2 separate regions of the Mus musculus genome follow, and region 1 is linked to region 2. Evidence: chromatin loops called from intact Hi-C (ENCODE). Cell type or tissue: heart. All regions are shown on one strand. Each heading gives the region's core, and the rest is flanking DNA. Links, peaks and the distances in the headings are about the cores only.

Region 1 (7,986 bases), core at 1,124-6,123, 150 kb after region 2:
AAAAAACAAAGAGTCTCATGGAGCCTAAGCTGTCCCTAAACTTGCCTGTAGCTGAAACTGATCTTGAACTCCTGATCTTTCGACTTCCCAAGTGCAGGGTTTCAGGTCTGGTCTGTGCCATCATGCCCATGCGCTGTATTCTGCACTCTCACCACCACCACCCCCGGCCCCCCTCCCCGTTTCTCAGCCCTTAGCTCCTCCCCATATGGCAGAACATCTATGCCTTTCATTTCCTGACCAATTTTATTTTTATTGGAGTACAAGCGTTTCACCCTTATGTATGTTTGTGTACCACACGTGTGTCTGGTGCCCTTAGAGGTTAGTGGGTTTTTTCTTGGGGGAGGGAGGGGAGTGTGTTTTGTTTTCTTTTTTTTTTTTCTTTTTTTTTTTTTTTTTTTTGATTTTGAAGTCTTACTTTTTAAAATTTTTTAAATTTTTTTTAATTTTTATTTTTATTAGGTATTTTCCTCATTTACATTTCCAATGCTATCCCAAAAGTCCCCCATACCCTCCCCTGTGTTTTGTTTTCTAAGGGAATAGAGACAGCTTATTGAGAAAAAGAAAGACACTTTTTTTTTCCAAGACAGGGTTTCTTTTTTTTTTTTTTTTTTTTGATGTAAAAGCATGAGGTAGTTTAATGAACTCCGGGTCGGACACATATCTCCCGCAGGAGACAGAGGTGTCGACCACATGGTGGAGCCATAATGGTGGAGCTCCGGTTCGAAACGTATCTCACACAGGAGACAGTGGTTTCGACAAGACAGGGTTTCTCTGTGTAGCCCTGTCTGTCCTGGAACTCACTCTGTCGACCAGGCTGGCCTGGAACTCAGAAATCTGCCTGCCTCTGCCTCCCAAGTGCTGGGATTAAAGGCATGCACCACCGCCCGGGAGAAAGACACTTCTAAGAATGGGAGTGGGCCAGAAAGCTGGGGAAAGATAAATATTAAAAAGCCCATTGTTGAGCTAGACCTCACTCTACAGCCCAGGCTGGCTTACAATTAAGATTAATTACGTAGCCCAGCTAACCCTAAAGCTTGTGATTCTCCTGCCATTAGGTTTACAGGCATGGGCTATCATCACTCTTGGCTAATAGCCATGAAATAAGCTAAACACTGGGGGTATGCTGGGCACAGCAGACAGGCAGATCTCTGTATGTTCCAGGCCAGCCTAGTCACCAAGGTGAGATAAGAAGACACTGTCTTAAATAACAGAAAGAGAGAGAGAGAGAGGAAAGAAAGAAGAGAGAGAAAGAAACAAAGAAAGAAAGAAAGAAAGAAAGAAAGAAAGAAAGAAAGAAAGAAAGAAAGAGAGAGAGAGGGGGGGAGGGAGGGAGGGAGGGAGGAAGGAAGGAAGGAAAAGAAGAAGAAAACAGACCTAGTAGCTAGTGAGATCTATATAGCAAGTTCTAGGCCAGCCAGGGCTACATGAGACCTTGTATCAATAAAAAAAGGGGGAGTGAGGGCAGCTGGATATTGAAAAAAAGCTTAGTGGCTACAAGCACTGGCTGCTGTTTCAGCGGCCCAGGTTCAAATTCCCAGCACCCACAGAGCAGCTCACAACCATCTATAATTCTAGTTCCAGGGAATGAGGTGCCCTCTGCTGGCCTCTATCAGGACCAGGCAGACATGTGGTGCACACATAGAACAGTCATACATGTAAAATCAAGATAATCTTACTTAAAAAAAAAAAAAAAGCCAAGCTCTGTACTGGAGCTGGACGAGTAATGCTTGGTCTCAGCCTCTGCTATAACCTCCCATTAGACTGTGATGCTTAGATGTCTCTGTGCCTTCTGCCCAGCACCGGTGTGTGGCAAGTGCTGGGTATGATTCAATGGACAGGTGATGCACTGTATAAGTCTTAGCTGATGGATACCGTAGATCCTACCTAGCAATGGCAAGCAAGACCCCAGTAGTCCTGGAGCAGAGTGGACAACACTGTAAGGTTTTTTTTGTTTTTTTTTTGTTTTTTTCCTTTTGAGACAGGGTCTCACTATGTTGCCCTGGCTGGCCTAAAACTCATAGATAAATAGATCTTTGTGCCTCTGCATTCCTAGTGCTGTCATCAAAGGCATGTGTCTCCATGCCTGGCATGAGTCGGTTACTCTTATTTCTACTTTGCTTTAAAAAAAAAATTTAATTTTATGTGTCATGGTATCTGTGTGAAGGTGTCGGATCCCCTGGAACTGGAGCCGAGGGCAGTAATGAGCTGCCACGTGGGGGCTGGGATTGAACCCAGGTCCTCTGGAAGAGCAGCCAGTGTTCTTAACCACCGAGCCATCTCTCCAGCCCGTCTTATTTTTATCTTTAGGTGCTAGGGATAAAACCCAGGGTGTTGAGTATGCTAGGCAAGCACTCTGCCACTGACTGAGCTGAGCTATGCCCCACCCCCACCGCCACCGCACCACATCCCCCACAGCCCTGAGTCAGGGTGCTCAATCTTGGATGTGGAGAAGCTAAGCTGGCCTATCTTGTTCCAGGGACATAGAGGCTCCTACCAGGAAACTGAATTCCTGCTCCAGACCCAGGGTTTGAGAAAGGCAGAAAAATCACCCAGCAATAGGAAGAGGCAAGCAGGCAAAGGGTACATGCTTCATGTCCACTTCCAAGAAAGCTTGGTCTCCCAAGGGGCCCAATTTGCTGACCAGCCAAGCGGCAGTGCTGGCTGCCTCAAGCTGGCCTTTGCAGGAAGCCTGGTGTCCAGCGACTGGGTGCCTGGTTACCAGAAGAAGGTTTAGAATAACAACTGTCTCCTTTGCCAATAGCAGGAAACAGGCCTGTGTGCTGACCCTATCAACAGCCAACAGAGCCTGAAGGTGTTAGTATGCCTTGAAAAACAAGCCTGTTTGCTGAAAGGCCATTCTAAAGGCCCAAGATGGGCATGTAATGCCCCTCACTTATTATCTAGGCACAGCAGATCCCTTGCGTGATTGAGTTCAGAGCAATTCTTGGCTCACACCAGGATGCCAGCCTGAGCCAGGCTGGTCAAATTCTGGCTGTGTTTACCCTTTCTGATAATATACGTGTGTCCATCTCCCTGTTCTTAAGGCCTGACTTGAGCCAACCATGGATCTGGATTTACTGTTTCATTATCCCCTGACACTTGTTCCAAGACTCCCTAGGGGTGTGGAGGTGTTCTAAATGAGAATAGATAGTCTAATGTTTTGGAATTTGATATCCCAGAAAGCTAATCAGAGAACACAACCGATCCATGATCTGTAGGTAACTGCCTGACAGGTGCTCTGAGAATCCGTGCTCTCCCAGGATTAAGGGGAAATGGGTCAAACAGACCTGGAAGGGGTTCCTGTCTTTGCCTCACAACCCCATTGCTCCCATCTACTGCCTGGCTACTCACCGTGAGGTCCTTGTAGGCCCTTGAATGGAAGTGACAAGAATTCCAAAGGTCCTGGAGCCCTTGGGAGACAGCAGACCACAAAGGGCTGAAGCTGTGTCCTGAGCAGACACTTATTGGAGTTGCTGTCTTGCTCCTCTTGCGGAACTTTGGTACTTGGTGATGGAAGGCTGGCCTGCCAAAAATAAATCACAACTGCAAACCTGGGATGCAGGCCAAGGTCCAGCAGGGCTAGGCCTGGGGCAGAACTACATCAGGGGTGACACCTGGCGGAGCCTGGGGAAAGCACATGTGGCAGGGATAAAGCAAATGGCTCAGAGGAGACAAAGCCTTTTGGTTTTTTTTAAATATTGGCTTTTGCTGAGCCAATGTGTTGGAGAACACTTAGGAGGCAGAGGCAGGTAGATCTTTTGAGTTTGAGTGATTTCCACAACAGCCAGAGTTAGACATAGAAACCTGGTCTGGAGAAACCAAAGACAAACAAGCAAACTTTTAATTATGTGTATGAGTGTGTATTTCTTAGTTAGGGCTTTACTGCTGTGAACAGACACCATGATCAAGGCAACTTTTTTTTCTCTACCCCCTCTCCCCTCCCACACCTCCTAATAGTGCCACTCCCCAGACCAAGCATATACAAACCATCACAGCATATCTATCTGTATGTGGATATGAGTATTAGTGCCTGCCCAAGCCAGGTGTTGGGTTTTTCTGCAGCTGGAATTATAGCTGGTTGTTTGCTACATGGGTGCTGGAGATCGAATTCTGGAAAAGCAGTTTATGATCTTAAGGAATGAGCCAGGTTCTCTAGCCCTGTTTTTTTTGCGATTTTATGTGTATGAGTCTTTTGCTGGCAGTATGTATCTGTAATACAGGAATGTCTTATATGCTCAGACATCAGCGAGGGCATTAGACCCCCCCCCCCAGAACTGGAGTTACAGACCATTATAGCCACTATGAGTATGGAAAACTGAACTCAGGTCCTCTGAAAGAGTAGCAAGTGCTCTTCACATGAGCCATGCATCTCTCCAGCCTGGCAACACCAGCTTTGAAAGGAATACATTGTTATTTTTTGAAGACAAGAGTCTTTTATTTGGAGATAGGGTTTCTCTGTATAGTCCTGGCTGTATTGGAATTCACTCTGTAGACCAGGGTGGCCTTGAACTCAGAAATTTGCCTGCCTCCTCTGCCTCCCAAGTGCTGGGATTAAACTCGTGTGCTACCATTGCCCAGTGAAGACAAGACTCTTATTACACAACTCTGACGACCCAGAAACCGTGCAGACCAAGAGGCCTCCACACTTGCACTCCTGCTTCTGCTTGTGTGTTGGCACTATAGGGTGCAACACCAAGCATGACTTTTTTTTTTTAAGTTTTTTATTTTATGTATGTGAGTACACTGTAGCTGTCTTTAGACATACCAGAGGAGGGCATCGGATGCCATTACAGATGGTTTGTGAGCCACCATGTAGTTGCTGGGAATTGAACTCCATGTTTTTGTTGTTGATGTTTGGCTGGTTTTTGTGTGGGACAGGGTTCTCTGTGTAGCCCCAGCTGTCCTGGAGCTCACCCTGTAGACCCGGCCAGCCTCAGACTCTCAGGGATCCACCGGCTGTGATCCCAGAGCTGTGATTAAGTGTGCACTACCACGCCTGGCTACAGGATGGTTTTTAACTGGGTATGGTGGCACAAGCCTCTAATCCCAGCACTTGGGAGGCTGAGGCAGGATAGGCCATTTACACAGATCTGGACTATATAGGGAGACCCAACGGCTTGCGTACGCTGCCTCCATGCAGACACGCAGTGTCACGTGGCCATCGGAGGTCTCAGTAATGTCTACCTGCTTACCACTTACTTAGCTACTTGGTTTGTTGGCATGGCTGAAGACAGGACTCAAGCCTGGTGAATACTAGACAAGCCTGCTGCAGCTGAGTATCACACCAGCTCCCTGACACATCACAATTAGCATGTGATCAAAGTTAAAAAATATATATATATATATCTCTGTCTCCTGGGATTAAAAGCATGTACCACTTTACCTGGGCCTAAGCTTTTCCTAGATTCGATGCCTCCAGATCAGAAAGCTGTGTTTTTGATGAGGAACTGTATTAAAAGGCCAGAGCACTAGGAAGGCTGAGCACCTCTGGACTAGACGAATGACAGGCATAGAGAATGGCTTCTCTTAGGATGCTACTATGTTCACCAGGCACACACAATAAGGACGCTACCACACACTTCAGAATAACCAATTTATTTTTTTTAACTCACAATCACAACACAGTCCAAGGAGGCCAAACACTTCCCCAGTAACCAACACTACATACAAGCCTCAGTAAGCATCCACAGTTAGATCTCTTTCACGGCCATTCCAAAGCAATGAACTGTTAGAAATATAAGGGTCCACACTTGTACTATCAATTATACAGAACCAATGTTACATCTCTTCAGCTTGAATTTCTTGATTACATTAAACCTATTAAAAAAAAAAAAAAAGACAAGTTTAAGTTAGAAGACACCCAACACCACCATTTCAGGGTTCATCCAATCAAACCTCCATTCTATCTTTGCCATAACTAAGACACGGTGCATGTGTCTACAACGGCCCGAAGCAGAGGGTTAGCCAATTTGGTAGATGTTAAACCAACAAGAAGCTATGAATTAAGACAAGTATCTTATCTCTGTCTCTCTCAATTCTATTACTAACCCTCTGTCAGAAGCTAAGGGGAGGGTTTCCTCGATGGGCACGGCAGTGTAGTGCCTACCTAACAACCCTGTCCTGGAAATAGATATTTCGTGGACCAGTTCGTCCACAGCATTCTGTCTGGGAGTTCTCAGGTTGAGGATCGGCCTCAGGCCTGGGTCTTCCCTGTTGTGGGACGGTCTGATATCAGTTCTATCAGGCAGAGAACTTCATGAACTTTAGCTTTTTTGAGAGACAGGGTTTTCTTGTTTCCTGAGTGGATTAAAACTGTGCATGACCTCCACCTGGCTAGGACAAGTACCTCTTAATTCCATTCCTAAATACCTCACCGCCCTCCCATCTAACTCAGCTATTTTCACCCTGACGGTCTCCACCCCTTTCAGAGGAATCACATACCAGATATCCTGCATATAAGACATTTACCCTACAGTTCATAACAGTATCAAAATTATAATTACAAAATAGCAACAAAGCTAGTGTGGTGGCCCACGCCTTTAATCCCAGCACTTGGGAGGCAGAGGCAGGCGGATTTCTGAGTTCGAGACCAGCCTGCTCTACAAAGTGAGTTCCAGGACAGCCAGGGCTACACAGAGAAACCCTGTCTCAAAAAAAAAAAAAAAAAAAAAAAGGCAACAAAAATAACTTTATGGTTCCAGGTCACTACAGCATGAGGGCCTAAGGTTGAGAACCAGTACTCTAATTGAAACTGGGAAAACAAAAACAAGCACTGAACTGTAAATACTTAACTCCAAAACTAAATAGGGTTCAGGACCATCACCCCGAGCAGAGGGACAAGTCGCCTACCATTTGCAATCCTGCACTGCCGCAGCACCTCGTTGAAGCCCTCACAGAGCTTGACATCGCTCTGGTTCTGAGCACACTCCAGAAACTGCTTGATCTCTAGAGAGCAAGGTCCAAAAGACTGCTGGTTCTGCAGCTGGGCTCCCTGAGGCTCCTGCAAAGACACAGCATCTTGTGTTGAGATGAGAAAGCACAGGGCACCACCCAAGGGCAGCGCTCACACACTGGGAGCTGGGGAACAACTGGAGAAAGGTGCAAGTTTAGTGCCAGCCAGGAACATGGCAGTGAAAACGATGTAAAGAACAAAGATGTCCTCGCCAACTCAGAACCAAAAGCAACAAACACCGAATCACATCATCTGGAGCGTAAATGGGAGCCAAGGTTCTATGAAGACCTTGCTCAGTACACTCAAGGCTCTGGGCTGGGCCTTACCATTGTAAACATTAAGACCAAAACTTTAAAAACGGGCTAGGGACTCCACAGTAAGACTGTATTCTTTGCCCCGGGTTTGAGGTTTGATCCCAGCACAACACACCCACACACTGTCACGTGAGCATGTGTGTATTTTATATATATATGTATACATATATGTTTATATATGTATATTGGTGTGTATATATATGTGGATATATATGTGTATTTTATATATATGTATGTATGTATATTGAAGCATTCATAAGGAAAACTGGATCATGGGAAAGAGATGGATGAGAATTTCAGACATACCAGAAATACATGCTCCTTAGAAAATACATCTACCCCAGACAAAGAAATAGTAAAAAAACATATAAACAAAAACAACAACAACAACAAAAAAACTAGGTAAGGGGTCATAAAGCCCCAAAAGGGACTGATTGTGTAAGGAAGGCTGACTTCAAAGGCCAGGCCTCAGGGCTCAGGGCTCTGCCTGTGACACCAGCACTTGAGAGGCCAAGAAGACTGTTACAAGTTAGAAGTCAGTTTGGGTCACACAGTGAAGACTTTGTCTTCAAAAGCAACAGTAAAAGTGTGGCCAAGATAAGTACTTAAAGCCAAGGCAGGAGGCTTGCCAGTTCAAGGCTAATTTGAGTGATATGCTCTCAAAAACAAGCATCACCTAAAGGGAAAACGGCTGTTGTACAGTAACCTAGGCTGAACTCC
Region 2 (7,986 bases), core at 1,831-6,830:
CTCTTGACTTGGTGCCAGGATAGGTCATGGGAAGGGAAGCCTTTTAGACCAGTGGTTCCTAAAGCTGCAACCCTTTAACACAGTTCCAGGTGGGCATCTCTGCAGACCCGCCTGGAGACGATAGAGGAATGGTGTATCAGTTCCTACAGACCTTTGAGCCCCATGGGCTGAAAGCCCGTTTTAGAGCATCTGGGTCTCTGGCAGTGGGGTCTATGTGATCCTCTCAGCACATCTCAGGTCTCCATCTCCAAGCGTCTATAAGATACTTGACCAATTGATGTGCATGCTGATGCATCGTTTTCATTAAAGTTTCTTGGGCTTGAGCTACAGTTCAGTGGTAGAGTACTTGCCTGGCAAGCACAAGACTCCAAGGAGAACATGATGGTGCTCACCTGTAAGCCAGCAACCTTGCCACCAAGCCTGACAGTCCAAGTGCATCTAAGTTCCTGGGACACACATGGTATAAGAAAATACCATAATAATAAATAATAAATGTAATTTATAAATTTAACTTTTTTAAAAACCAGGCATCAGGATATGGGTCTGGTAGTGTACCCCTTTAATCGCAGCACTCAGGCAAAGTGCAGAGGCCAGCCTGGTCTACATTGTTGAGTTCCAGGCCAGCCAAGGCTACATAGTGATTCTCAATCTTTCTAATACTGTGACTCTTTAATACAGTTCTAAATACACGTATGTGGGTGTGTCTGCCTGTGGCAGCCCACCTGAAGAGGATAGAGGAGTCCTGTCTCAGTTCTTAAACCTAGCTTCATCTTCGATAGTTGTCTTTGGAAACCTCTTTGAAAAGATCATTGGACCAACTGCAATGGCATCCTGACCCCCACAGGTTGAGAACCACTAGGGCCTTGCCACACCACCTCCAGTAGGATCTGTGTGACAAATTCCACAGACTGAGGCGATTGACCTCCTGGAATTGGCTGTGGAACTCTTTAATGGAGAAAATATATTGAGCCGTAGTTCTCATGGCAGTCTATCTGTTTTGTTTTCTCTTATTCTTTTCTTATTTACACATTCCTGGTAGCCTAAGATGGGGGTCACTAACATGACCTTATCCCCAGGGAAACCAACACTTTACTTTCTAAATCATTTACAAAACTTGTATGATAAAAACTTTCCCAACAATAAAATTTCATATGGCTACTTGTGTGTCATCAGAGGTGGATTTTGGTATATGGTAAAGAAAGCCTTAATTAGAAAGATTTAAAATAGTTTAAATTTATACATTGAAGATTATAAAAAATCAGGCACTAGATGTTAAATAATAATTGACCATGGGGCTGGAAAGTTAGTTCAGTGGTTAAGAGCACTGACCATTAAAGATTTATTAACCTGCTCCTGGAAATATGTCACTAGCCTTGGACGACAGCCCCCACTGTATACATCCTTTTAGAATTGTTATATTTTGATGATTTACATTAATAATGATGTTATCTGTTCTGTTGTGATCCACTGAACACATAGTTTCAGAGTTGTAATGCTTGGATGATTTTTTGTGCTTTACTGTGCCAAATGATTTTTGTTGGTTTCTGTGATTGTTTCACTGGATATATACTTTCTAAGAGATATAATGTTTGTTTTTTTAATGTATAAAATCCCCTGCTTGAGAGCTGCAGAATACACTCAGATTCAAACTGCCTCTGTGTTTGTTTCTGTTTGTCACCACCAAATCCTTACCCACCTAGCTTCAAGAACCCTCATTCCAGGGACCCCCCCCCCCATACCTGAGTGGGGTGATCCATGGCAGGGCCTAAAGCCACTTGGGTAGTGGCATACACTTATTTTTTTTTAAATTTATTTATTTTATGTATATGAGTACACTGTAGTTGTCTTCAGACACACCAGACAAGAGCGTCAGATCACATTGCAGATGGTTGTGAGCCACCATGTGGTTGCTGGGTTTTGAACTCAGGACCTTCAGAAGAGCAGTCAGTGCTCTTAACCACTGAGCCATCTCTCCAGCCCCCTACACTTATTTTTTTAATCAATTAATTTATTATTATATCTAAATACACTCACTGTAGCTGTCTTCAGACAAGCCAGAAGAGGGCATCAGATCTCATTGCAAATAGTTGTGAGCCATCATGTGGGTGCTGGGATTTGAACTCAGGATCTTCAGAAGAGCAGTCAGTGCTCTTAACCCCTGAGCCATCTCTCCAGCCCATGGCATACACTTATAATATAGCACTCAGGAGGCTAAGTGCTGAGCACAGCAAGCCCAGGCAACTTGGTAGAACCTATTTCAAAAATAGATTGAAGATGCAAGCTCATTAATAGAACACATGCCTAACATATTCAAGGCCCTAAGTACAGTCACCAGTACTTAGGAAGGGAGGAGAGCACTGGACTAAAGAACTAATGAAACTTTAGAGCCAAATGGCAATGGGTTTGGGGGTGGGGAATACAGGAAAAATATGGCCTAATGCTAAGGAGCACAAAAGCAGAGTCATCAAAGAAATGCATAAACGCCAAGTTTGCATTCCAAGAGAGAGTTGAAACTCCTAACCTATAAAGTTGAGTCAAGTGCAATACTGCATACCTATGATCCCTGCACCGCAGAGACAGAGGCAGGAGCATTGAGAGTTTGAGGCCATCCTGGTCTGAATAATGAGGTCCAATAACTAAACAGCTTATGACGGCTCTGCAAGTAATCTCAACCCAGGAGTTTACCCTGAGATTACAAAAGGATTCCTGTCAGAACAGGCAGGACCCAAGGATGGAGTCGCATGAGGGGAACTCTGAATGCTTGTGAGAAACTCCAAATGAGTCTTGTAACCTCAGTTTCTTCAAAACACAAAACTTGTTCATAGACTGTGCTTCACACCCCTCCCAGGTGTAGCGAATCGCAGTGAGTTCACTCCAGATCACTCATTACTGCTTGCTGCTTTTATTATTTTTTTGCCACGTGTGGCTTGTCCTTATGATTACACACCTAACTCCTGTGGTTCTTCTATACCCTCAGAGTATAAATCGTCTGATGCTCTGAATAAACGCTATTGCTTGAGACTTTAGTCCGCCTCGTTTTTAGGCTCCATTCTCCCAGGTTCAACCCCGACTCAAGAGCGGTAAACAGATTACCATCAGTTTGAGGCCGGACTGGGCGCCACATAAAGACCCTGTCTCAGCTAAGTTGAGAAATGAAGGATCTGTATAAAAAAGGCAGGGCTCACCGACGCTTGAAGAGGCCCTGCCCGCAGCAAGTCACATATCTGCCTCCCACAGTTGGGTCTACAGTTTTATGGACCGCTCTCAGCCTCATTCACATTCAAAGGAGTGCCTCTCCCAGTCTGAACCGCTCCTCCACCACCCACAAGACCAGACCCTGTCATTTGTCCAAATTCTTGTTAGAAAAACTGTACCCATGGGGCTGGAAAGATGGCTCAGCGATTAAGAGCACTGGCTGCTCTTCCCGGAGGACCTGGGGTTCAATTCCTAGCACCCACATGGCAGCTCACAACCTCCTGCAACTCCAATTGCCAGGGGCTCCACCCACACTCTCACACAGACATACATGCAGGCAAAACACTGATGATGCACATAGACTAGGAAGAGAAAAATTTAAAAGATAAAGAAAACCACAACTCCTGAGCTTCAAGATTACAGCTCCCATCCGTCTTCTAACTCAGAACCAGGAAGGCAGCCACCAATTGGAGAGTATCCTTCTCTTGGCCTCTGCATGTAACTGAGGCCCAGGCTGCTCCCTATTTCTCTGATTCCTCGGGATCTAGTTCTGCTTTTGCCTACTCTTATCTTGCTGAAGTTTATGCTTATATCCATAGCTCTTTTATTATCCTTACAGAATACACTTCCCCCTATACCAGTGGTTCTCGACTTTCCTGATGCTGCTAAAACTTTAACACGTTTCCTCATGTTTGTGGTGGCCCTCAACCATAAAATCAGACTCTGGATTCCCCACATGCACAGATCTACTCCTTTCCCGTGGATCTCCCCGTGTACATTCCAGGTTCCTTTCTCACTCGGACTTCAGAGACCCTGAACTCCCCTCGCGGGATCTACGGATATCTTCAGCAACTTCTTGGCACGCCCCCTGGCGGCAGCACTGAGGCGCCACGCTGCTCCCCCTAGCGGCCGCTCCCCTGCACTACAGCGGCCTAGCGCCCTGCCCCGCCCCGCCCCAGCCTGGTCGGCCCGGCCGGGGGAGGGGTCGCGGTAGCGGCGGCGTCAGCGACACCGAGGCGGTAGGAGCTTCAGGCTCCGGAGCAAGATGGCGGCGCGGGTGTTGCTCGCGCGAGGAGGCCTGCTGCGGCCAGCCGCCCAGAGCGGCTTCCTGCCGGGGCTCCGGTGAGCAGCGCCGCCCTTTCCGGGGCCCGGCCGGGGAGGGGCCGCCGTGGGGCGAAGGGCGCGGGGTCCCCGGGGCGGGCAGGGGACGCCGGGGGGCCGGCCTCCCGAGTCCCAGGCGACCGAGGGCTGGCGAGGCTGCGGCGCCTTCCCGGGCCCCCGTGGGGCTCAAGGTCACCGTCCTGCCGGCGCCGCCCTTGCCGGGGACGCCCGGGCTCGCGGGCCACGTCCGCCCTCAGCCTCTGCGCGCTGCGCCCCTCGCAGTAGCAATGCCTCGCCCCAGGTCGTGCAGAGAAGCAAAAGGATGGCTGGTCTCCCTGGGGAAGCTGTACCCCGGGGTCCCCAGTCGGGACAGCCCTTAAATTTGAAAGCGGAGTGGCAAAAAAAAAAAAAAAAAAAAGTAACCCACGGTGGCCAGCTGTAGTAGATGGCGGAGTTCGCTGTCGAAACTTTTTCTTTTTTCCTGACCTCCGCGGAGACTGTGCTCGGTGTGTCAACCTGTCACCTTGACATCCCCACGTTTAAATAACGAAAGGCCATCCGAATTTACCGACAGATTTGTTTTCCCTTCTTTTCTTCCTTTATATGCTTATTTGCTGTTTAAGCGGTTTGTAGGATTTATTTTTTTATTTTATGTGTATAAGTGTTTGCTTTCATGTGTGGCTAACACATAGGTGCCTGGGGCAGCCAGGAGAAGGTTTTGGATCCCCAACGACCCGGAGTTACAGAGGGTTGTGAGCCGCCATGTCGGGGCTGGGAATTGAATCTGAGTTCTCTTCTAGAGCGGCAAGTGTTCTTAACCCCTGAGCCATCTCTCCAGGCCCTATGTATGTATGTATGTATGTATGTATGTATGTATGTATGTATGTATGTATGTATTTTGAGACAAGATCTTACTACATATATTCCTGGCTGGCCTTGAACCTTCAGCAAACCTTTTGCTTCAGACTCCAAAGTTCTGCAGTTGCAGGTGTGCAGTTGCAGGCCAGCCTTGGCTAATTGAAATATTCCTTTTTTTTTTTTTTAAGATTTTTTTTAACCTCTGAGCTCTCTGCCACGTGTGTGTAATTGATTTTCTTCCACCATGTGGGTCTGGGAAATTGAATGTAGTTCATCAAACTTAGCAGCCAGTTTCTTTACCCCTTAAGCCATCTCACCAGCTCCAGAACTTGCCTTCAGATTTCTTTTGTTTGTGCGTATGTGTGGTTTTTACCTGCATCTATGTATGTGCACCGTGTGCATGCCTTGGGCCTTCAGGGACCAGAAGAAAGTCTCTGACCCTCTGAAGTACAGTTACAGAAATGGTTGTAAGCCACCACTTGGGTGCTGGGATCGGAACTCTGCCCCTCTAGGAAAGGAACAGGTGGTCTTAGGCATGGAGCCATCTCTCCAGCATTATGAGAGCACCATATAATATGGCTTGTCTGATTTACTGGCAATCTTTAGTACTGGGGTGTGTATCTCACACAGACACACAGAGGACAAGAGACACATCTCGAGGGAAAAGTGTGTGAATGCTTTTGTTTCAGGACAGATGCAACTTGTAGGTGCAAATTATTTAAACCACCTGTAATATGATTCCAAGTGGAATGAACCGACATCTTACTCTCACATCTGTTGTTACTGAGCAAGCAGTCCGAGCCCCTAAAGTTTGTATTTTGTTCCTTGGGAAACAGGCAACTGAACCCCAAGGTGCTCACTCAAGACCCAATGCTCAAAGTCATGAAACTGGTAGAGTTTTGGACCTACCAGGTACCCGTACTTGGAGCCAAATGCTCCCTACCCCTTGATTCCTTGAGGATACTCTCACCCTCCTCTCTCCCTTCCTGCCAATCCTCTCTGGGAGCTATTCAAAGAGGAGGAAGAAGAGGGAGTCCTGAGCAGTTTAGAACCTTGTGAAGTCTGAGGTATAGGCTGTTCAAATGGAATATCCAAGTGTCTGGGCTATAGGCAACTGGTGGGGATTAGCATATAAGAATGTTGATAGATATCTGGATTTTATTAGACTGTGTTTTTACTGTTTTTGTTTTTGATGGTGGTGGTTTTGTTTTTCTGTGGGTTTTGGTTTGTCTGGGGGGTTAGAGGTTTTTTTGGGGGGAGGGGTTGGTTTTGGGGGAGATGGGAGTTTGAGAGACAGTAACCCTGGTTGTGCTGGAACCCGATCTATATATCAGGCTGTTAAGCCTGCCTCTGCCTCCCTAGTGCTGGGACTGAATGAAGGTGTATGCCACCGCCAGGCTTGTTTTGGTGTGTTTGTTTTGTTTTAAAGCCACAGCGATGGATGGAATTGTTTTAAGGAGAGAAGGAGGCTAGTGAAGGAGCTGAGAAGCAAGGCCTAGTGTGTGTCAACATTTACAGGCTGTTGAATAGAGGAGAAGGAGCCAGCAAGGAAGACGGGGAAAGAGCAGCCAGAACCATCATTATGTGACAGGCGTCAGAGAGGGGATATTTATTGGACCGGTTAGCTGTGCCTGATCCTGGCTAAAAGGTTAAGTAAGATGGCAGTAAATAAATAAATAAATAACAGATTTGCTCACAGGGATGTTGAGGTGGCCTTGCAACATGAGTTTCAGATAGGAATCAGGAGGTCTCTGTAGGTATCTCAGACGTGTGTATTCTAGTACTGTGGGTCGAGATTCCCCCGGCAGGGGGTCACATCAGAAATCCTACATATCAGCTATTTATATTATAAATCCAAAGAGTTAGAGCAAAATTACAGTTCTGAAGTAGCGATGTGATAATGTTATGGTTGGGAATCAGCACAGCATGAGGAACTGTAGTAAAGGGTCGCAGCGTTAGGAAGGTCGAGATCCACAGCTGTAGTCCATCTTATTTAGCTATGGATTGTATTAAGCCCAGAGTTCTCAGCTGATTACTAGACAGTCGCCTAGAAAGGGTTTTAAGGTACAAAGGATTTTTTGATTGCTCTCTTTCCAGGGATGGACCATCTCCCATCGTCCAAGCCAGGAATCAGGCCTTCCCCAAGCTTGTGCTGCCCCTCTCCTCTCTCCTTCCAATCTGGTCGTCAGATCTGTCATGTTTGCTTCCCAGTGTCTAAGCTCCACCGTCTCTGTTCTCATCCCCTCATTAACTGTCAGCAGCAATTGTATGGATTCCTCTGAAGACTGTGAACTTGATCCCATCATTGAAGGAGACAGATTTAAAAAAAAAAAAAAAAAAAAACTCTAAGAGGCCATTTTTCCATTATAAAAATCTCCCTTAACCAACCTGTGCTGGCAGGAGAGGTGGCTTAGCCGTTAAGGGCGTGTATCTGAGTTTTACCTAATCCTTTCCTTCCATCTCCAACACCCCTCCCAAGAAAAGCCATTTAGAAGACAATGCAGACGAGTAATAGAGGGTGGATGTAGATATTTTAGAACAGCTGTGTTTCTTAGCTATGATAATAGCGTAGCGGATTTAGATTTGTTCTCTGGAGATACATGTTAAAGTATTCAGTTATTGAGACAAGGTCTCACCCATTGTGCTGGCCAGCCTGGAACTCTCAGTGTAGACCAGGCTGGCCTTAAACTCAGAGATCTTCCTGAGTCTACCTCCTAAGTGCTGGAATTAAAGGTCTGACCATCACGGGAGGCATATGCTGAAGTGTTGTATGTGTCTAGACGATTTCCAAATCTATAAAAGTTTTCTTTTTACTTACACAACACATTTTTA

Evidence for each region. A loop is a pair of places that touch in the nucleus more often than their neighbours do. Peaks named below come from ENCODE experiments on the same cell type or tissue, not always from the same donor. Only the 100,000 strongest peaks of a DNase experiment are listed, where the experiment ranks them.
Region 1: it touches region 2 in a loop (3-fold over the local background); 1 of 42 quality-filtered maps calls a loop at or near these places.

The regions. Positions count from the first base shown.
Region 1 is chr5:129,875,580-129,883,565 of GRCm38, forward strand. Phkg1 (phosphorylase kinase gamma 1) reads right to left here and starts at 3,509. Exons shown (of 10, transcript NM_011079.3): 1 at 3,352-3,509. It overlaps Chchd2 (coiled-coil-helix-coiled-coil-helix domain containing 2), which reads right to left. Exons shown (of 4, transcript NM_024166.6): 3 at 6,850-7,000; 4 at 5,582-5,817. The coding sequence ends at 5,807. In heart, for the core only: a CTCF peak has its summit at 3,616; DNase peaks (open chromatin) are centred at 2,662 and 3,562.
Region 2 is chr5:129,720,905-129,728,890 of GRCm38, forward strand. It overlaps Nipsnap2 (nipsnap homolog 2), which reads left to right and starts at 4,171. Exons shown (of 10, transcript NM_008095.4): 1 at 4,171-4,317. The coding sequence starts at 4,241. In heart, for the core only: no CTCF peak of the experiment used is centred there; a DNase peak (open chromatin) is centred at 4,287; H3K4me3 peaks cover 2,954 bases; H3K27ac peaks cover 3,270 bases.